2 separate regions of the Homo sapiens genome follow, and region 1 is linked to region 2. Evidence: chromatin loops called from intact Hi-C (ENCODE). Cell type or tissue: ascending aorta. All regions are shown on one strand. Each heading gives the region's core, and the rest is flanking DNA. Links, peaks and the distances in the headings are about the cores only. Region 1 holds the start of LOC107986384 (a long non-coding RNA gene). Region 2 overlaps CKMT2 (creatine kinase, mitochondrial 2).

Evidence for each region. Peaks named below come from ENCODE experiments on the same cell type or tissue, not always from the same donor. Only the 100,000 strongest peaks of a DNase experiment are listed, where the experiment ranks them.
Region 1: a loop joins it to region 2, with 4 times the contacts of the local background. A loop is called at or near these places in 1 of 110 quality-filtered maps.

The regions. Positions count from the first base shown.
Region 1 is chr5:81,776,076-81,781,455 of GRCh38, reverse strand. LOC107986384 (a long non-coding RNA gene) reads left to right here and starts at 2,646. Exons shown (of 3, transcript XR_001742518.1): 1 at 2,646-2,698; 2 at 2,856-2,985. In ascending aorta, for the core only: no CTCF peak of the experiment used is centred there; DNase peaks (open chromatin) are centred at 1,350, 2,195 and 2,630; H3K4me3 peaks cover 1,553 bases; H3K27ac peaks cover 3,886 bases.
Region 2 is chr5:81,236,547-81,241,926 of GRCh38, reverse strand. All of the region lies in intron 1 of CKMT2 (creatine kinase, mitochondrial 2), which reads right to left. It overlaps CKMT2-AS1 (CKMT2 antisense RNA 1), which reads left to right. Exons shown (of 2, transcript NR_034123.1): 2 at 2,572-4,362. Among named protein-coding and RNA genes, the nearest start is that of CKMT2, 5.9 kb to the right of the region's middle. In ascending aorta, for the core only: a CTCF peak has its summit at 2,191; no DNase peak of the experiment used is centred there; H3K27ac peaks cover 2,431 bases.

The sequences.
Region 1 (5,380 bases), core at 52-5,051, 540 kb before region 2:
AACAAGCTGTACAGGGTAGTAGCCTAGGAACAATACGCTATACCACATAGCCTAGGTGTAAAATGTGCTATATTAGGTTTGTGTAAATAAACTCTGTGATGTTCACACAATGATGAAATTGCCTAATGACACATTTCTCAGAACATATCCCCATCATTAAGTGACACATGACTGCATATTTTAGAATCAGCTTATGAATTTCTACAATAAAGCCTCTTGGGATTTTGCCTGAGATCACATTGAATCTATAGATCACTTTGGAAAGAACTGACGTTATGACACCATTGAGTGTTTCAATCCATGAACATGATATCTCTCTGTTTATTTAAATCTTTTTTCATTTCTCTCTGCAATATTGTATCCTTTTTCAGCACAGAAGTTATGCACTTCATTTATTAAGTTACTTCTACGTATTTAAAATGTTTTTTGAAGCTATTGTAAATTTTGTTTCTCAATGTTATTTGCTTTCTTAAAAATGAAAAATCCTCATTGTTTTCTTATTCTGGAAAATATAAAGATATAGAAAAGAAAGTATCAATTATAATATTACAGCCTAAAGATTATTATTAACATCTTGGTGTATATCCAATACTCTTATTTATATTCATACCTACATATACATATTTTAAAAATATAAATGATGAATCTGTCCTTTGAAAATAAAAATTAAGCCAAATCAACATCAACATAACCTAAGAAGCATTGAGTGACTATCCTAGACCTACTTTGGGCATTGATTTAAAAATCCCTGTATATACCCATTTTGGGGAAATCAGAACACATTTTTTTCCAACAGAAACAATGTTTAAAATGGTAGATTATCAATTCAGGCCAAGCACAAACAAACAAAAAAAAACAAAAAACCCCTACTTAACCCATAATGGCTTTTAGCCTTCTGTCCCTGGCCAATTTTTATTTATTTATTTATTTTTATTTTTTTTGAGATGGAGTCTTGTTCTTGTTGCCCAGGCTGGAGGGCAGTGGCACGATCTCAGCTCACTGCAACTTCCGCCTCCCAGGTTCAAGTGATTCTCCTGCCTCAGTCTCCAGTGTAGCTGGGATTACAGGCATTCGCCACCACGCTCAGCTAATTTTGTATTTTTAGTAGAGATGAGGTTTCACCAAGTTGGCCAGGCTGGTCTCAAACTCCTGACCTCAGGTGATTCTCCCCACTCAGCCTCCCAAAGTGCTGGGATTACAGGCATGAGGCACCATACCCGGCCTGTCCTGGGCCAATTTTTAAATCCTTCTAAGGTAGCACAATCCCTATGCCTTTATTCTCTGTAAGCCTTGGGCCTCTTAAAATCCTCTAAGGAGAGAGACCCAGGATGGAACTGGTGGAGGAGCTTGAGCAACAGCAGGAGCTGGGAGTTGGGCAGGGAGCCTTGTACGATACTGACTCTAGGGTTCCTGTGTCTAAGCCTCAGAAGTCGGGTGGACTCTGGCAGTAGAACCGAGTAGTGCCAACTTTTTTTCTGTAGTAATCTTTCCCAAAGAAATTCTCCTGAGGCTGAAATTCAAGAGGTCTAACCTCAAGGTAGTCATGTTGACCAAGAAACATAGCCTGTACCTAAAAGGTAATTTCAGAATAATTGATTGAGTTCTTTATTTGCCTTTCTCAAACACCATGCTGTCAGCACACAGTCCACAGCCTCCTTTTCTACCCCTCTTGACTTCCTATAGCTTTTCAAGAACTCTCTTCTCTAAATCTTGAAAACCTTTTTTCCTAGACATATCCCATGTGCCTTTTTCCTTCTTCTCTTCTCTTTCTCTCAATTCTGCATTCTCTAGCTCTAAAGAAGCATCTGGCAATGACAAGACCCTCCCTGAGGACACAGGGGCAAGGACAATGCTGGGAAGGCCCCACATGAACAACGTCCACCAAACGTCCCTGAGTGGAAGCTTCCTAAGTCAGGAAGAGCCTGTGTAGCTTGGAAGACTTGTGGGAAGTTCTGAAGGCTGGGGAAAGATAAAACTTATTCATAAAAATGTATAGCTCATTCTCATATGTAAAGATCATAGATACCTCAGAGGGAACTTTAGAGGCATGTCATTTTCAGGAATGTTTTATCCACTTTGCTTTGAGCCTCCATTACTAAACCATGCAACAAATTGTCTCAGCCCTGAGCTCCAGAAGGGCCTAGGTTTGGAATTCTGCGGAGCTGCAGGTCAGGAGGGAGCTGTTTTGGCAGTGCAAAACAGGGAAGCTGGCACGGCGGCTGTCTGTGCTGTGTTGATCTTTTGGTCTGATACTTGTTTTTAGTTTCACTTTCTTTTAATTATGGTCTTTCCATATCTGACCTTAACAGCACCCATTCTTTTGGTTTGTTGGTTAATTTTAATGATAACAGTGTATTACCATTAGAGTGGTTTCTCAGGTCACAGTGTATTGCAGAGAGCAGATTGTTAATTAAATGGTAATGTTTTCTGAATTTGGAAGTAATTTCTAAAGTTAATAGTTATTAGTTACCTTGAAATTGTAAAACAAAATCATCAGTATATAAAATCAGTACATAATTAGCAAGCTGTCCTCCAAGAAGCAGATCACATCATACTGTGTCCAAAAGGAACAGCTTTGCTGACAAGGCACTGACATAGTTAAGAGAAACCATGAATCACGTAAGGGGCCAGGAAAATGGTGCTGCCCAGCTCACATTCAGAGGCAGCATAATTTATGAAGCTCTGAGGACAGTGGGAGGTAAGCTGTCAGAAATGCTAAGTCCTCTGTGGAATTATTACATTCCCTTTGAAAGATTCGATGTCATTGAAACGAGGTAATCTGGGGAAGCTTGGAGGTTCTGTGCAATTGGGGAAATATGCAAAGATACTTGGAAATGAAGCCAAATTTTTTTCAGCCCTTTTCCCACTGGAAATCAGGCCCAAGGTCTTATGAAAACAGACTTTCTTTTCAAACATCAGGAGGAAATACTGCAAGAAGGATGCCCATGGCACTTTGAATGTTCCGGATCCACCAATATCAGAAAGGTCAGAGCAATGTAGAAACTGCGTGGACTGTGACTTTCAGATCTGTGTTTGCTTCCTCTCTGAGCACATTCTTTTCAATTATTTAAGATCAGATATTGTCTATGAGTTCAAGGGGAAAAGAGAATGAAAAAATTAGCACTATATGTTGATGAGTTGTGCAAACTTATTATCAGTTATTATATTTATTATTACTTCTGATAAGTACTTTCTAACACTTACTGTTGAGTGCTTACTGAGTGCTGAAAACAGTGTGGAGTGCTTTGCCTGGGTTATTTTACTTAATCCTGCCATAAATATAAGCACCACCTTCAGTTTACGGATCAGGAAACTGAGGCTTAGAGAAGCCAAGCAACTTGCCCAAGATCACACAATTTATCAGTGCTGGAGCCTATATTCCGGTCAGTTTCTTTAGCTTTTATAAAGGTATCAAGTTTTAATCTAATAAAAATATTAAAATGACTAGATCTACTTGACATTTTGGAATTGAATAAGATTCACCTTGAGGTAGAGTCCTCTGGATTTTGGCATAGCAGACTGACTATTTTTTTTTTGTCAAATCATTTTTATACAATTCCTTTCTGGTCCATAATGGCTCTGTGCATGTACTCTCTGAATATAGATGCAATCACTTCACTGTTAATGCCTACAGAATGTTTCCTCAGTAAGAAAGAAAGTTTATGCAACTTTGGAAAATGGTGTCTGAACACCAGTCCAAAACCACCTCATACGACTGTCAGATTCTTTTTTTTTTCCCCTTTTCTGTTCATATACACAGTTCATCCATTATGACTTGGATCATCAAGAGATTTCTTTTAATGGGTTACATTATTTTCTGTCACACAGCCACTTATTTCCTTGGAGGTCCATTGTACACACTATCCATTTTCCATGGGGGTAGGTAGTCCTGTTTCTGAAGTATTTATAAGAAATTTTATCATGGTTTCTATGGCAATAGACCATGAGAACATTCCTTCAAGCCATTTAAGATGATAATTCACCAAAACAAGTGCATTTATTTTTGTTTACTATTCGGCCATTGAAAGGTCTGGGGTAACTTAGTTGGCAGTTTGAAGAAACCTTTTCCTTCTCACTTCTGTGCATCAGGCAGCTACCTGGTCAAAAAAATTGATTTTAAGAAACATGAATGGCCACAGAGCAATTTTAGCAACAGTTTTTGCTGAACCTTTTGTGGTAAACATTGCCATTTCCTAGGTGCAGAGTGATTGGACTTCAAAATGAACCATCAAGCCCACAGGCAAGCTTAGTACAGAAGGCAGGCCTGCTTTCCAGGATAGTAGTTAAGCTTTTCTCTTCTGAATCAAATATCAGAAATAAGCCTTTCCCATTTGTGTATGATACCAGAATAAATAGAGGCCCCTCACAAGGGAAGCATTTTGATTCAGCTCAATTCAACAGATGGTTATGGGGACATAGTGTGGCATTGCAGAAGGACAGCAGGCTTTGGGCTCACCAGAACTGGATTCAAATCGTAGCTTTAGCTGAGGAGCCCTGAGAAAATGACTGGCCTGCTTTAAGGCTCTTTCCTCACTTGGAAATTAAAAACAATAATGCCTACACTGTCAGGGTGTTCTAAATATTAGAAATAATATATATGTAAACTGGGACCTACTTGGTCCTATCTTGGAGAAGAGACAGAGGCTAGAAACAGAAGTAAATCACATTCTTTACCTGGGTTTCTCAGAGCACAATAAAAGATACCCTGTTTGTAATCTACGACAAATTGATTGGGAGAAACATGAATGGCCACGCCTTTCTCTCATCCTTCTCCCCGAAGTCCTGCTCTCCTAGGGCTAATCTTTCTTTTCCTTCCTCTTCCACCCACCTCATTAGTTCTGTCCCTCTGGCTCCAGGTCTCTTAATTCTGCATCAGAAATGCCTAGGAACCTGGAAAAAGTCTGATTCTCCTCAGAGAGCAGGGAAGAGGAGAAGCTGCAGAGCAAAAGCCAGAATTCTCTGTAGATGGCAGAAAGGGCGTGGCCAAGACTGCAAACACACACCCATAAAGAGGTGTGCGCTGGCATATGCACAGAAAACTCAATTCAGTGCCTGGGACCTAGCAGGTTCTCAATGAAAAGGTCCTAGATTAATAAGCGCCCACAGTGTGCCAGATACCTCATAAGTATGCAGGTTAGAGCTCAACGAGGGGGAAAATAAGATCCCTACTTCAAGGAGTTCATAGGGTAGAAGCTGTTCTTGAATGTAGGTGTCTATTTTAAGCTGTTACCTCATCACTAAAACAATGAATATGCACTCAGTTATTTCCATCAAATACCCTATGCCTAATAGAACATTTACATGGCATACATGACAAATTAATATATCAGTTGCATTCCAGGGAAGGAATTTCAAAATGACCAAGAAACATTTCTTGAGA
Region 2 (5,380 bases), core at 92-5,091:
AAGAATCAGATGAGGAGCAAGTGCTAGGTGTTGGGGAAACAATTTAAATTTCCTCCCACCCCAGAAATTCCTCTCCATAAAATATAGGAAAAAGAAAATATTTTATTATTGAATAAACATTAAACTAGTGATGCACATCTTTAGCATTCTGCTAAGGAGATTGCAAAGACAGACATCCCACCCTTTTATGTGGGCAAGCAAATAGGACCCATTCATTACATACATGTTCTCGAACTAAAGTAAGAGGACTTGACAGCACCATTTGTCAAGCATAATTCATCCTAAATTCACCTGGTGACCATTTGTGTTCGCTAATTGCCTTTATCAAAAGGAAAAATAAAACTCAAGTTTCTAGGACAGCAGGTAGTTTTACAACTTGGAGCCAGGTGCTTAAATGAAACTACTACCCACTGCCCTCCCACTGACAGTGGGAGGTAGGGAGCTATCTTCCTTGATGTCTGTATTTTCAAAGAGATGGTTTCCAGGCCCTTGCAGGAAAAGAGTCCTAGGTTGTAAAATCGACTGGAGCCTTACTTAGCTTTTAAAAAGATTTATATACATTTCAAAGGGGCAGCAAAATATAAGTTTTCTAAAGGAAATGCTCTAAGAAAAAGGAGGAAGCTCTTCCCCTTTTTGCATGGGCTTGTGGGGTAACTTACATTCTGGAATTCACGAGGAGCAGGAATTGGTTTCCTCCCTCCACGTGCTGGAAGGCACAGTGTAAGAAGCTTGGCAAGGCTCCAGTCGGGTGGACAATCACTGGGAATTCCACGCATCAAAGGGACAAGGGACAATCACTGGGTCCATCCTTTACTTCAGAGGGACAAGACCCAATGAATGTAGAACTGGGCCACAGTTTGTCTTGGTTCTTAAGCACGCTGGCCCACACATGATAGGTTATCATTAAATGTCTGATGAGTAAGTGAATGAATGTCAGGAACCTGAGAGGCTTTAGAGGTCATTTACCTCAGCTGAAATTCAGGCATCCCTTTCCCTCAGCCCTCCTTAAATACCAGCAGTCCTGGGGATCCCACCACTTGCCACAGCAACCCATTTTACTGTTGGATAACTGTAATTATTATAACATTTTTAATATCTGAATAAGGAGAGAAAACAAAATTCGAGTGCTTTCAAGGGCAGGGTACTTTTTTCAAAACAATCCCAAGAAGTAGGTATCCCATGTCACAGAGGAGGGAACTCAAAAACAGAGACATTAACTAACAGCCCAAGGTCACACAGCTAAAGGGAAATCATATGTATCGAGTGTCTGTTCTGCACCAGGCACTCATTTAAATAAAGATCCTTTCACTCACAATAGTTTACCATACAAATATTACAGCATGTCTAGATGGGGTCTTAACCATACCAAAGTACTGTATTGCATGCCTCCATCTGCCCTGGGACTAGGACCAGGTCACACACTGCAAAGGATTTGAGTGGAAACGATGAATAGACCCCTGCACACCCATGTGCATCAATGGAGGACTGTGGATGCCGTGTGCCCCCATTCCTCTGGGCCATTGTCATTAACCCTTTGTCTCCCAAGGAATGGAGCTGCCAGAGAGTTCCAGCTGCCTCAGATCCTCCCTGGTCTCTCAGGTATGCTGAGTGTTTTCCCTTAAGCAGGGTTTCCATAGGCTGATGCCGAGGGGAGGCTAAGTATGGGGCCAAAATGCCCACAGCACACAGGTGTCACTCCAGGCAGCACTGAGGGGAAGCAGAACCAGGGGATGGCTCTTGGGGCCTTCCTTCGCAGGAACACCACTCACTACAGGCTTCCAGGCGGTCAGCGGGTCATGTGAGTCAAGGGCAAGTGGGTGAATGACACTGATATGTTTCAGGTAGGGAGAAGCCATGGTGGGCAGCATTGGAGGGAGGGGAAAGAGGGGGTGAGGAGGGGGTAGAGATATGTATTTGTCTACTTATTCATCTGATGACTATTTACCTACTATGTGGCAGCTTTTCCAGAGTCCTTAGTCTGAGGAAAAAAACGCTGTGTGCTCGTGTTATTCCCATTTTACAAGTGAGCAGATGCAGGGAGAGAAAGGCAAAATAACTCACCCAGGACCACATGGTTTGTGAGTGGCAGCGCTGGGATTCTGGCCAGCAGTCATAGTCCACACTCTTAACCACGGCCCTCTGCTGGGCAACTAGAAATTGTGTGTGATTTGTGCTCTACTTGGGGAGCCAGAGCCTGTTGGGGGGTCCTGGGAGGGCATGGTTGGCTATGGGACAGACCATTCAACGATGTTGTTTGAGGAGCCTTGTCAGGTCTTAAGCATACCAAAGTACTGTATTGCATGCCTCCACCTGCCCTGGGACTAGGACAGGTCACACCCTGCAAAGGATTCGAGTGGAAACGATGAATAGACCCCTGCACACCCATGTGCATCAGTGGAGGACTGTGGATGCCACGTGCCCCCACTCCTCCCTCCCCAAAGCTGCTTTCCAGGCATCTTCCAGGTGGGGAAATGGCCATTCCCCTCAGCCCAGAGCAGACTTAGCCTGCCCTTGAATGCTGCCAAAAAAAAGAAAGGGCTAAATGTGTCCCCTGTTCTATTCCTAGTCCAGATTCCTAAGATGAGGACACAGCATCCTGGGCCACTGTCACTAATACAAATTTGCCTCTGGAGGGACTCTACGGAAGATAATTCCCCTGAAATTTGGAGAGTTGAATTAAGCTAGGACTGATTCTGGCTGGAATTTGTGGTGGCTACGTACCCTAGAGGGCCTCAAGGAAACCCACGGTTCAAGACAGCCCTGACAGATTCTGGAGTCTAGAACAGAAATGGATTTGAACATGGGCAAGGCCAACCACCCAGTTCACGGCCTGTGTACAGCAAAGATTACGTTACAGCCTGAGAGCTAAGCCTGGAAGCTCTTTCATCCATCCGTTTGTCCATCTATCCATCCATCTGCTCATCCATCCCTCCATCTGCTCAACAAACGTTAGAGAATCAATCCTTGTGTCAGATACTGGGGCTGCCCTCAAGGAGCTTTTATAGAGTTCAGGGTACAGCCAGGTGGGGGAGACAGATCACTATAAAAACCTACCACTATAATCCAAAGGACAAGAGCAAAAATAGTAAAGAGGAGAGAAGACCCAAATTTGCCTGGTGGGTCAGAGAGGGCTTTCTAGAAGAGGTAAAAAATCTTCGGGGCTATCACTTCACCTTGCCTGGTGGATAAAGGGAGGACTTTCCAGATACAGTGGACAGAATGTGCAGAGGCAGGAGCCATGAGTGGCAGAGGCAGGGGAGGGACTGCAGAGACAGGTTGGAGCCAAAGCACGTGGCACTGGAGCCATAGCCAAAGGAACAAACTGTGAGACCTGGGACTTGAATTTGGAGGTGGTGAAAAGTGACAAGGTCTTCACAGAAGAGTGATTTTTTCAACTTAGGGAAGGCTGACCCCAGACCAATGCTGCCAAAGTGTGGTCTGTGGGCTGTTAGCAGTTCGTGACGATGTAAGTACAGGAATTGAGATTAAGCATTTAGAACACCTACAGCACTTTGATAGTCATTTTACTTTTTAAATTTTGAGCTGGCATTTTATATGCCTGGTTTTTTTTTGTTTTTGTTTTTTTATTTTTTTTGAGACAGTCTCGCTCTGTCGCCCAGGCTGGAGTGCAGTGGCGCGATCTCTGCTCACTGCAAGCTCCGCCTCCCGGGTTCACGCCATTCTCCTGCCTCATCCTCCCAAGTAGCTGGGACTGCAGGCGCCTGCCGCCTCGCCCAGCTAATTTTTTGTATTTTTAATAGAGACGGGGTTTCACCATGTTAGCCAGGATGGTCTCAATCTCCTGATCTCGTGATCTGCCCGCCTTGGCCTCCCAAAATGCTGGGATTACAGGTGTGAGCCACCACGCCCAGCCTTATTCTCTTTTTCTAATAGTTGCACTTTATCATATTTTACAAATGTGTGAGTCTGCTATGGATTAGAAATTAATAAGAGATTTTGCCACAGATAGTTTGAGAAGCCCAGCACTGCCACTCAACAAATGCTGGTGCATTCAGATGGTGAAATATTCTGCAGCTATTAAAGGAGTTAAAACTGCCTCCACTTACCTGGAGGCCCATCTGTGACACCTTTTTAGGTTAAAAGGAAAAGAAAAACTTGCTTAGGACTGAATATGAGCGGTTGCAATTTGTAACAATGATGTATATATACATATACATTTTCATGTATTTGTATGAACATAAAAGTATTGAAGGATATTCATCAAACTGCTAAAAGGGTTGCTTCAGAGTAACGGACTCGGAGAAGGCAGATTAATTTTCTCTTAATGGAACTCTGTATTGTATCACTTGTAAAAATAAGCATGTGTTATCTTTATGATAAAAAAGTAAAAACCTAAAAAAGAAAATTTTGATGTGTGTTAAAATTTTGGATTTCTAGGCTCCACCTTTTTTGAATGAGTCTCTCCAAGAGTGGGGCCCTCACATGTATAATGAGAAAAAGCTCCCCGATTACAGGATGTTACCAAGCCCCGCTAGGTGTAGGAACCCTGCTTGGTACCCACCCGAGCCTCAGCAGCTCCTCCCCATCATGGGCATGATGAGGTCTCCCTGTGAGGTGTTGTGAAGACGACGGGACAGGCTGCAGTAGGCACTGAATAAATGAGTCCCTTCCCCTGATGACCCTAAGGCTATGGGATCATCATCACTCCCTCCCCAAAGCCACACCTGATTATTCCAGCCAGCACTCGGCCTGCCCCTTTTCTGAATGCTTTTTGATTTTAACTTACATTTTTCGCATTTAAATGTTTCATTTAATTTGAGAAAGAGTCTCGCTCTGTCACCCAGGCTGGAGTGCAGTGGTGCGATCTCAGCTCACTGCAGTCTCCACCTCCTGGGTTCAAGCAATTCTCCTGCCTCAGCCTCCCAAGTAGCTGGGATTACAGGCGCCCACCACCACATGTGGCTAATTTTGTACTTTTAGTAGAGATGGGATTTTGCCATGTTGGCCGGGCTGGTCTCGAACTCCTGACCTCAAGTGATCCACCTGCCTCAGCCTCCCAAAGTGCTGGGATTAGAGGTGTGAACCACCACAGCTGCCTTCTTTTAATTTGTATTTTCTATCTCTGCGGACAAGACTTCAAAGGTGTCTATCACATACTTTCAGATCTACTGATCATCCTCTGAAAACCAACATCGGGGTTCACAAAATGGATTTAACCAATTGGGCTCCCCAGTTCTTCTTCCAGACTCCACCCCTCCAACAGTGTCTCCAATGACTTCCTGGCATCACTGAACAGGTCCTTCACTTTGCCACCTCTGAGCCTTTGCTTGAGTGTTTTCTTTCCCCTGGAATATCCTTTCCAACCCTATACACCGACTGAGTCAAACCTTCTGTCTTCTTTTTGAGCATTTATGAGCTC